Linked DNA regions of Homo sapiens: region 2 is linked to region 1. The links are chromatin contacts, found by POLR2A ChIA-PET in ENCODE. All regions are on one chromosome and are shown on one strand. The core of a region is the stretch at or near the end of the contact, and the rest is flanking DNA. Distances in the headings are between cores, read along the strand shown.

Region 1 (5,770 bases), core at 1,638-4,137:
AAAAGCACTGATATAACTCCACTGACCACCATAAAGAAATTTCTTTAAACCAAAATAAGTAATTCTACTAGACTAAACCATAAGAAATTGCCAATATTCACCAGGTGTGGTGGCTTACGCCTGTAATCCCAGAGCTTTGGGAGATCGAGGCATGCGCATCACTTGAGGTTGGGAGTTCAAGACCAGTCTGGCCAACATGATGAAACCCTGTTTCTACTAAAAATACAAAAATTAGTCGGGCGTGGTGGTGCACACCTGTAGTCTCACCTACTCGGGAGGCTGAGGCAGGAGAATCACTTGAACCTAGGAGGCAGAGGTTGCAGTGAGCCAAGACCAAGCCACTGCACTCTAGCCTGGGCAACAAACAGACTCTGTCTTTAAAAAAAAAAAAGAAGGGAGGGGAGAAGAGAGGAGAGGGGAGAGGAGAGGGGAGGGGAGGGGGAGGGGAGGGGAGGGGGGAGGGGAGGGGAGAGGAAAGGAAAGGAACTGCCAATATTCAAGCATTTTTTTTGTCTATAAAAACAACAATTTCATATGGTCCCACTGCCAGTGGTCTGCTGATAAATATTTGACCACCTCTTTGAGAAAAGGGCCCCTGATTTGTAGCTTCTGCAGTCTGCCATGCTGTAAATGTCCCACCATGGCCAGTTTCAAGCTACTAACATGATGTCACACATGGAGCTGGAGAGAGAGGCACAATCAGCTAACCAGTTCCAGCACAACACTGGCTCCACTTAACTACTCTGATCTAAGAATCATCACAACAGTTCCTAAATTTTCTCATCCTTTTCTAAAACAGGCTTTTATCGGAATAATCCAGTTTCTTTTCTAGGTTAGGAGAAATAGGCTTTTGACATTTTAAATTATTAATACACTAAAATCACTCACAAGGAAGAATAGGCCAGGCGCAGTGGCACACATCTGTAATCCCAGCACTTTGGGAGGCCCAGGCGGGATCTCCCAAATGTGGATCACATTCTCAACTAGCCTAGCCAACAAGGAGAAACCCCATCTCTACTAAAAATAAAAAATTGGCTAGCGTGGTGGCACACACCTGGAATCCCAGCTACTTGGGTGGCTGAGGCACAAGAATTGATAGGACCAAAGGCTGCAGTGAGTCCTGATCATGCCACTGAACTCCAGCCTGGGAGACAGAGCAAGACTCCATTTCAAAAAAAAAGTGGGGGGAATAGATGAAATTGGTACCTGGCTTTATCCTCTCAACACTTTTTTTTACTGAACACCTTTTGGTGCCAGTATTGTTTCGGGCATTGTAGACAGCAAGGAATAAGACAAAGGAAGTCCCTACTGTCATAAAAATTAATTTTAAAAAACACATAATTTCAAGGACTCACAAATGGCATGAAGAAATTAAAACAGTGATGGGGAGGACCTATTTTTAACTGAGTGGTGAGGAAGCAGGAGGTGATATTTAAGCTGAGATTGGAAAGGTAAAGGGCCAGGCTAAAAAACATCTGGGAAAACACCATTTCAAACAAAGGAAACAACCAGTGTAAAAGCTCTAAGCCAAGGCCAAGAATGGCATGTTTGAGAAACTGAACAGACTAACTTGGCCAGAGTGTAGTGAGCAAAGGTGAGATAATAGGCTGTTAGGGCCAAATTATGTACAGACTGTTGAGTTTGTATTTTCTGGGTGAGTACAGTTTATATCTTATTCTGAATGGGTTGAGAAACAACTTCACATAGTAGTTTGATAAATGTACTGAATGGAATAAATGAAGGCATAATGTCATGCATTATTTTAATGACCCCTTATGAGACTGGGGTCACACCTATTAATTGTATTCAGTTTTCTCAATATGACCACTTTGATTACTTAATAATCTAAACAGAACATTATGAAGTTAAAGTAGGATGGCGGGCATCAAACTATGAATACAGCTGAAATAAACTGAGTGGTAGGACTACACACCAGCTCAGAAACAAGGATCTCATTAATCCAAGATGGTTATGTGTGAAATGCTAACATATGAATTCAACTAGGTCAATGTCAAATTCTAATGAAAACTACCTAGTCTATAAAATAGATTATTTCAAAATTGTAAAGAAACACTTCTAGTGTGTCATCCAACATGATGATTTTATTTGGTATGTAAACAGGCTTTTTAAAAATTATAATGGTCGCCAAGTGCGGTGGCTCACGCCTGTAATCCCAGCAGTTTGGGAGGCCGAGGTGGGCGGATCATCTGAGGTCAGGAGTTCAAGACCAGCCTGGCCAACATGGTGAAACCCCACCTCTACTAAAAATACAAAAAAAAATAAAAAAATTAGCTGGGCATGATGGTGCATGCCTGTAATCCCAGCTACTAGGGAGGCTGAAGCAGGAGAATTGCTTGAAGCCAGGAGGCAGAGATTGCAGTGAACCAAAATTGCACCACTACATTCCCACCTGGGTGACAGAGCAAGTCTCCATCTCAAAAAAAAAAAAAAAAATTCTAATGGTCATGTTTATATGAGAGTCTAAATTGTATCTGCATATTACAAAAACTGTAAAGATATATATACACACCCACACACACATTGTGGCGATATGAAAGTCCCACAATACAAGTCAATAAAGACATAAATTATTGCATATTATACAAAAATGGGAAAATGTTTACACTGGTTTATCGAGAATAATTTATACTTGCACACAAACATTATCTCTTTAATTCACCAACTTCTAAGCCACCTATTTTAACAACTTATCTAAAAGATTTTTTTTTTTTTTGAAACAGGGTCTCATTCTGTCACCCAGGGTAGACTGCAGTGGTGAGATCTCGGCTCACTGCAGCCTCAACCTTCTAGGCTCAAGCAATCCGCCCACCTCAGCCTCCTGAGTAGGAGGGACTATGGGTGTACAGGCCTGGCTAATTTTTCTATTTTTTTTTTTTTTTTGTAGATGGGGTTTCGCCTCGTTGCCCAGACTGGTCTCGAACTCCTGAGCTCAAGCAATCCACTCACCTCAGCCTCCCAAAGTGCTGGGACTACAGACTTAGCCTATCGCACCTGGCCAAGATTTTTTTCTTAATCAACCAACAGCAAATGAGATCTACAGCTCAGGAAAAAAAAAAAAAATCTTGTCTTGACATAATGAAATACCAGAACTTCACAAGTCATTAATTTCTTTTGCACTTTCATTTCCCAACTATCAGTAAAATTGCAGTTTTAGTATGTACAAGCATTTTTAGGAACACAAATATGTATATGCATTTAATAAATACTACTCAATAGAGTTGTGTACATTATTGTAGCTGCTAGTTTACCATGGAAATATAATAAATATACGCTTTTTTTTTTGAAAGGAGAGTAACTAGGCAGTACAGTACTAAGAGGACAGGCATACTAATAACTTTTTGTAGACTAAAAAAAATCCCTCCCTAAAACTGTGAGACTTCTATTTGAGCTTTCAAAAAAAAATGCACAGGATACCATCGAGCTATCTCAGTAACAGTAACTGCCTTTCTTTAACAAAAGAAGTTTAGCAAAAACTAGCAAGAAAAGAAAAGAAAAGAAAAGAAAAATAATGAAGTTTTGGCACCCAATCTCATTTGAGCCTACATCCCTGATAAAAAGAAAATTATACGGCCAGGTGCAGTGGCTCACACCTGTAATCCCAGCACTTTGGAAGGCCCAGGTGGGTGGATCACTTGAGGTCAGGAGTTTGAGACCAGCCTGGCCAATATGGTGAAACCTGGTCCCTACTAAAAACAAAATTAGCCTGGCCTGGTGGTGGACTCCTGTAATCCCAGCTACTTGGGAGGCTGAGGCACAAGAATTGCTTGAATCCGGGAGACGGAGTTTGCAGTGAGCCGAGATCACACCACCGCACTCTAGCCTGGGCTAAAGAGCGAGACTCAGTCTCAAAAAAAAAAAAAAAAGATTACAATATAGTCCAAATTGAAGGGTCTAAGTCCATGTAAATCACCAACACTCAGAATTGAAGAAACATCACTTTAAAAAAAAATAGCGCAAGCCCAAAATAGGTTTTTTTAAGGTGCTGTCACCCTACTACCAAATCAGGTTTTCCTTTTCTTTATTCCATCAGTTTATCTCCTTTCCTTTCCTACCTCCTCTGTCCCTTACCATTTTACTGTGTATTTTCACTTTACATACACAAAAATTGATTTGAAACTTACTTCATACTCTTGCATCTAAATTTGTTTCTACTTAATTCTTACAGGACTACATGGTTTTAGGTGAAATTCAAATACTTTTAGTTATAGAAACATTCATATAAGCTGTAACCAAAGACATGAGTGACAAGATTAACAGTCATTCATTCAGGAAATGTTGAGTCCCCATTATGTGCTCTCCACTGTTCTGAATACTGGGGATTCTGCAGTGAATAAAACGAAGCTCTATTCCTACTAGCACTAAAGCAACACTATGCTTGGCAAGTTCAAGACCTCAGGGAGGTCTATATGTGGCCAGAGTGGAAGAAGCCAAGGAGAAACTGGTAAGACATGAAATCAGACAAGCAGGACGTACAGACGATGAAGGGTCAAGACTTCTTGAATACTTAGGTATTAAGTATTCTGGTTTTTATAAACGATATGGAAAGCCACTAAGGGTTTGAACACAGGAGTAAAATAATCAGACTTTCATTTTCAAAAGATCGCCCTTGTTGCTGGTTTGAGAACAGAAAACAGCAGAAGCAGCATGTAGAGACTACTAAAATAATACATGCAAGAGACGATGGTTGCTTACAGAGGTGGCAGCAGATGAAGAGAGCAAATTGTGGTTACATTTATTCTTATGGCAGTTTTTAAGATAGATAAGGGACATGTTTTCATGCTAATTATTTGAATCACATGTGGGAGTATGAGAAAGAAGAGAGTCAAGAATGTCTACTAGGTTTTTGGCCAAAGAAACTGAAAGATGGAGTTGACATTTAATAGGATGAGGAAGACGGGAATGGGGACAATTACTGGGGTGGAGGGGTGATGGAGAAGAGGGAGGACAAGGAGTTCAGTTGTGACATTAAATCTGGGATGCCTATTAGAAATCTACTTAAAAATGCGGAGTACGCAAATGGATACAGAAGTCTGGAGGTAGGAAACAGATCCAGACTAAAGATAACATTTTTAGTTTGAAATATATAATTCTAGGCTGGGCGCAGTAGCTCACGCCTGTAGTCCCAGCACTTTGGGGGGCCCAGGCAGGCAGATCACTTGAGCCCAAGACCAGCCTGGGCAACATGATGAAAACCCATCTCTATAAAAATACAAAAAACTAGCCGGATGTGGTGGCACATACCTGTGGTCCCAGCTACTTGGAAGACTAAGGTAGGAGGATCACCTGAGCCCGGGAGGTCAAGGCCACAGTGAGCTAAGATCACGCCACTGTACTCCAGCCTGGAGGATGAGCAAGGCCCTGCCTCAAGAAAAAAAAACTTTTTTTTTTTTTTTTGAGACGGAGTCTCTGTCGCCAGGCTGGAGTGCAGTGGTGCGATCTTGGCTCACTGCAAGCTCCGCCTCCTGGGTTCACACCATTCTCCTGCCTCAGCCTCCCTAGTCGCTGGGACTACAAGCACCAGCCGCCACGCCTGGCTAATTTTTTTTTGTATTTTTAGTAGAGACGGGGTTTCACCATGTTAGCCAGGATGGTCTCGATCTCCTGACCTCGTGATCTGCCTGCCTCAGCCTCCCAAAGTGCTGGGATTACAGGCATGAGCCACCGCGCCTGGCCAAGAAAAAGTTTTTTAATTAAAAAAAAAAATAAGGCTGGGCGCAGTGGCTCATGCCTATAATCCCAGCACTTTGGG
Region 2 (5,414 bases), core at 2,551-5,050, about 12 Mb before region 1:
CAACTGAAGATTATATATCACTATGTTTAGTGTGTGGAGAACCCAACTAGGAATTAGGAAAGCTTGCACATTCAGTCTGGTTTCTTGGCAAATCAATGAGACTTCAAACAAATCATTTTATTTCTCTGTGCTTCTGTTTCTTTTGGCTGTAGTATTTTGCTGGTTAAAGAGCACGTGATCAATGTCTATGCTTTTAAATGTCTGTCTTTATTTGAGCATGCTCAGCTGGATGTGGAAAACCTATGGTTCTCTTGGGTTTCATAAGGATCAAATCCCACAGTGATATGTAAACTTGTGTGGTTTATAGAATTATAGGACCTCAAAGCTGGGAGAGGCCTGATAAATCATATAGTGAAAATTTCCAGCCAGTGCCTGGATTTCTTTTACAGAATCTTTCTTTTATTGGACAGGTGCTCCCTTCACAATCCATGATGTAAGGAGAAAAGGGGCTTCGTTTGAAGGAAGTTAGTGTATTGTGTATGGGCGTGTACTTTCTGCTTGGGGTGTGCCTACAGGGCTATCTCACTTTCTGAAAGCGTAATAATAAGTTACTTTACCATGCATTAATTAAATGTCAGAGACCATGCTAAATGCTTTACAGAGAATATCTTTTTTAATCTGTATAAGAACCTCCTGAGGCAGATAATATTATTAACCTTACTTTTCAGATAAGGAAACTAACATTCAGAAAAGTTAAGTAACTTGCTAAAGACATGTGTCTACTAGGAGGTAGAGTCTCAAGTCTATTTCAAGCTCCTAATAAGTAAATAAATGTCTATTGAATCCAACTAATGACATCCCACTCCATATTCCCCTGCCACTGATGAGAGAGAGAAGTATAAAGTTTATGTAAATAAGACAGAAGCAATGTTTTATATAAGCATTGTGGATTTAATTCCACTAAGGGATTGATTTTTCATCTTAATGGAACTTTTTCTTCAGCTATCAAGTTTCAGTTTCAAGATCGCAAATGCTAAGAAGATATTAAAATATTTTAATACATAATTCCACTAGATCATATTTATAGGTACTGTTAATATATTACCAAATCTACTATAAACAAAACAATAAAACAAAAGGCTGGATCAATATGGAAAGTAGAGTAATAATTTAGGCCCTAAAGAAAAACTACGTAAGACATTTCTTAGAGGATTACCAGGTTTCTCTCTCTCTCTCTTTTTAAACACAGCCTAAAATAGAAAAGCAATTTATGTATTAATAAAAAAAATAGAAACCTGAGGCAGATGTAACCAGAATAGGTGAATTAACTGAAGACTGATATTCTTATTTATGTTTGTGTATTTTAAATAAAGAAGGAGTTTGACCATCTCATCTAGTTAATCATTAAAAGGAAACTCGAGCCAAACTTGTGAAGCAGGTAAAGTTTATTTTTAGACATTCAACTGGCTTCTCTTTTGGGCTCCCCTTTTCTTTTGGGGTCATCCTCCATGTCTGGTAACCTTAACCTCCCTGTCTCTTCCAGAAGGAGCAACACCCCCATGTTTTAGACCTTTACTTCTGATGTCAGGACCCTTTCTGATGCAAGTGTTAGCTAACTCCAGCTGGCTGAAGAGGAAGGAGGAGGAAGAGAAGGAGGGGGAATAATGTATTGAAGTGTGTAATAGTCAAGTCTAGGAGCAGCCCTCACCTTAGGATCTAGACATTCATATTATATAATTGGGAATCTATTTCCAGATCTCTTTGCTTTTTTTTTTTGCAAACCTCAATCCAATGGAGTCTCTAAGTGGTAGACCACAGCTGCTCCAAGCTTGCATCGTATCAGCTTAGCTATTCCTGTTGAGAAACAAGACAAGTTTCCAAGTAGTCCCAGAAAGCCAAGAATTAAGGTGTATCTGTCCCTGTCATGTGCCTATCTCTGATATTACCAGACCTGGCCCATGCAGAGTTACAGATGGGTTAATACCACCATAAGCGCATGGACCAAAGTTAGGGAAAGGATAGTTTTCCAAAGGAAATGTTAGGTCCTAGTATCATATGTGGAGAGGGGATACTTGGCAAGTAAAACAGTACCTATCTACCATGTGGCCACAACAGGGCAGATCAGGGTCCCTGGTAGGATGGAGGCAGCCATCAAGCATTATGGTATCCCTGAATAATCCCTTCCCAGTTCATATGTAAACCAATCCTCTTAAATTGTTAATGCATTTAACATAAGGATGGATTCAGCAAAACTGTATCAATAGCAAAACATGAGGGGTCTCCAGCTAGTAGCCTGTCCTGCATAGCCATCCATGACTACTGCTCTAATTGATTTTTTCTAGAATGTCTAAAGGAAGATGAAAGTAGAAAATGAGCTGTAGTGGACAAGCATTTTTAAAATGAGCCCAATAATGTAGCACTTTTGGGTGCTTGATAATTGTTGCAAATCACATTTGCCTGAGAAATTTCAATTCTATAATAATTGTACAATAGCAGAAAGATCTAGATACAAAAATATTCATTGCAGCATGGCTTGCAATAGTGAAAAATTGAAAACAATTTACATATACTTCAATAAGGAAAGGTTAAAACAATGGTATACTATGCTACTATTACCTGAAAATATTGAAAAGATGAAAAGATGTCCAATAACATTTGATGAATAAAGGTTGAAAAATACATGTAGTAAAATCTCATTTTTGTTTTTAAAAAACATATATGCATGCATGCATCCATGTATAGACAAAAAGGATTTGAAAATATACAATAAATTATAGTTAATCACATTTACCTTATGGTACTGCAGAACATCAGAACTCATTCCTCTTATCTAGCTGTAATTTTGTAATCGTTAACTAATCTCTCCCCATCCTCCCCTTCCCCCTGCCCTTCCCAGCCTCTGATAGTCACAATTCTACTTTCTATTTCACATAATAAAAGTTTTTAAAGAGGGGAATAATGGGGTGGGGGATCTGGAATATACATAAAAACTCAAAAATAATTACAAATTTGTTGCCATCAAAATATAAAAAGAAAAAAATAGTTACATCTGCAAAATGGGATTGTGTGAGGAAGTTTTTACCTTTATACATTTCTACCTTCTGTATGTTTGGATTTTTACAATAAGTATGTGTTATTTTCTAGCATCTTTTGAAGTTTTTTTCTTAAAGGCATAAGTAATATCTAAAGTTATTTTTCATCCTTCTAATGCCGTCTACACAAAGATAACGATTTTTCTTGGATGGCCCCAATCTCTCTTCTGTAAGATCTTTCCCCATTTGTCATATCCATAACTCATAACCTCCTCACCCTTCACTGCTCTCCATTTTCTCTATAAAGTGAGCCCAGTCAGTACTTGTAGGCTTGTTAAGCATTACTTCTAATAAGAAAGACTAACTTGTAAAGCAAATGTGGAAATGTACTAATATAGCATCAAGCACAAAATAGCCATTCAATAACCGAACTATTTAATTCCTTTTTTTTCACACTTCATCCTTTCCCTAATTCCAGAAAGAACTTGAACTGGGTCATAACAAAGACAAATTTAGACAGACAGATAAAGATATCTCATAGGTAGAAATAAAACTGAGTGATTATAAACTAATCACAGGAGGCTCTGTTAGTCTGATGAACAGAAACACACGTGATAAAATCACAGAGAGGTAAAATAGAAAATGAAAATCAGGATCAAGAAAAGGGAAATAAAAATATGCTGGACATCATTCAATAACTATTTGCTGATGGTAATTATAGGGATGGAAAACCCATCAGGCCTATGGAGCTAAAATTAATCAGCAAGTATTCACAGAGTGCCTACTGCTTCTATTACTGGTTCTGGCTTCCTGCCTGCCCAGTGCAGAGGCTTGAGACATTTGCGTGACATTCAGCTTGTCAAGACAGAAGGAGCAAAATAAGCAGACAGAGGCTCACTGCAGCCGCCTATACCCATCATATTGTTGGAATCATATTCAAGTGAGACAAACTCCTTCAGTGGAAGACGATAAAACTAGCTTAAAAGTTGTAAACATCACTTCATCACCCAAAAAAGGCCCAATTAAGTGGAGATACTATTTCTGCAAAGCAATCATCAATTCATTTGTGTAACATTTGAAATTTCAAAGTACAAACCCACATTCTATTAAAGGCAGGAAGTGAAACCAATAAAACTTGTAACAACTATACTTAATTTTCAGGGTTCTTTCCATTGCTGACAAACATTTTAAGTCATGTCTATTCTCTTAAAATGTAAAATATGATGTTTATGTCACTGTTAATATTTTGATAAAAAGCTATTGTCATGGACATCTGGGTTTTTTTCTGCATGCCCAGAAATCCCTTTTCTCCTATTTAAATTTAAAATCTCCAATTATTTGGAGAAGCACCTCCTCTTCTCTCTCTTTCATTTGTACCCCATTCTTAGGTGTCAGTGGTGGGCACTTGAGCTAGGCTTTGCCCATCATAGTACACATTCCTGACATCCCTTGGTCATAGTTATTGGTCCAGGGATAAGCATTTGAACCAACTAGACCAGTGAAACCCCTCCCAGGAACAACTACTAAAATTATGGGAAAAGAACTCTTTCCACTGAAGTTACTAACCTGGCAGGATGTGTTAAATCCAGGTGCCACAGGCCACCAGGTGGAGAGGTGGAGATAATCTTTCCAGAAAACAAAACAAAACAAAACAGGAAAATGAAGCTAAGGGATAAAATTTAAGCCCTTTGGACTTCATTTGAGCCCCTGAATCCAGTCATGCCTCCTGAAATTAAACTTCCCCTGGACTTTTCAGTGAATCAAAAAACTCTGTTTTTAACAGTGGGGTTTCTTATAAATGCACCAAAAAATGACCTAATGAATGTTGTCTACAAGCTTCCATTAGAAGTATTATCTTCAAGAGAAAAAAAAAACAAATAACTTGAAGAAAACCCTTCATAATTCAAGTCAGTCCTGCTAACCTCTAGGAAACCCTCCGTGACCACCATCTCCATATCCACACCCATTTTCCTAACCTTAAACACCAGATGACTTCTTGAAGCTTATGAAGTGCCCTATGCATCTAACACATTTCTGTAAGTCTGCATTGTTCTATAATGACTTGTAACCGTATCTGTCTCCATTTCCTCCAGAGAAGAGATTGTTATCATTTTGATATCCCTGCAGCCTTATACTGGGGCCTAACATATAATAGTTGCTATTTTGTTGAAGGAATTGTATTTTGTTGAAGGAATTCTCTTTTGTTGAAGGAATGAATGGAGAGAATATTAATTAAGAAAGTCTCTTCTATTAATAAACATTCCCTGATTGATTGAAACCATGCCTAAAATAGCTAATCATCAGAAGACCAAAGTAAACAACATATCCAAACTGAATCCTCAAAGTGTTAGTCATTGGTAGCTGTATAGCTGAGAATCTTTCCTTCTTCTGGTCATTAGGGTTGAAAGGGTGGGTGAATGTGGAGACATGATTCTTTCTTTT

Evidence for each region. ChIA-PET counts read pairs that join two places held with the same protein, here RNA polymerase II (POLR2A).
Region 2: POLR2A ChIA-PET joins it to region 1 with 14 read pairs in activated T-cell. The contact joins two enhancer-like sites. POLR2A ChIA-PET finds 5 or more read pairs at or near these places in 2 of 52 experiments (CD4-positive, alpha-beta T cell and activated T-cell).

What each region holds. Positions count from the first base shown.
Region 1 is chr5:131,273,413-131,279,182 of GRCh38, reverse strand. All of the region lies in intron 1 of CDC42SE2 (CDC42 small effector 2), which reads right to left. Among named protein-coding and RNA genes, the nearest start is that of CDC42SE2, 12 kb to the right of the region's middle. Within about 2 kb of position 2,887, at least 5 of the 41 ENCODE cell types and tissues checked have a DNase peak (open chromatin) inside an H3K27ac peak, as active enhancers do.
Region 2 is chr5:143,412,762-143,418,175 of GRCh38, reverse strand. It overlaps a transcript of NR3C1 not described here. Among named protein-coding and RNA genes, the nearest start is that of NR3C1, 12 kb to the right of the region's middle. Within about 2 kb of position 3,800, at least 4 of the 41 ENCODE cell types and tissues checked have a DNase peak (open chromatin) inside an H3K27ac peak, as active enhancers do.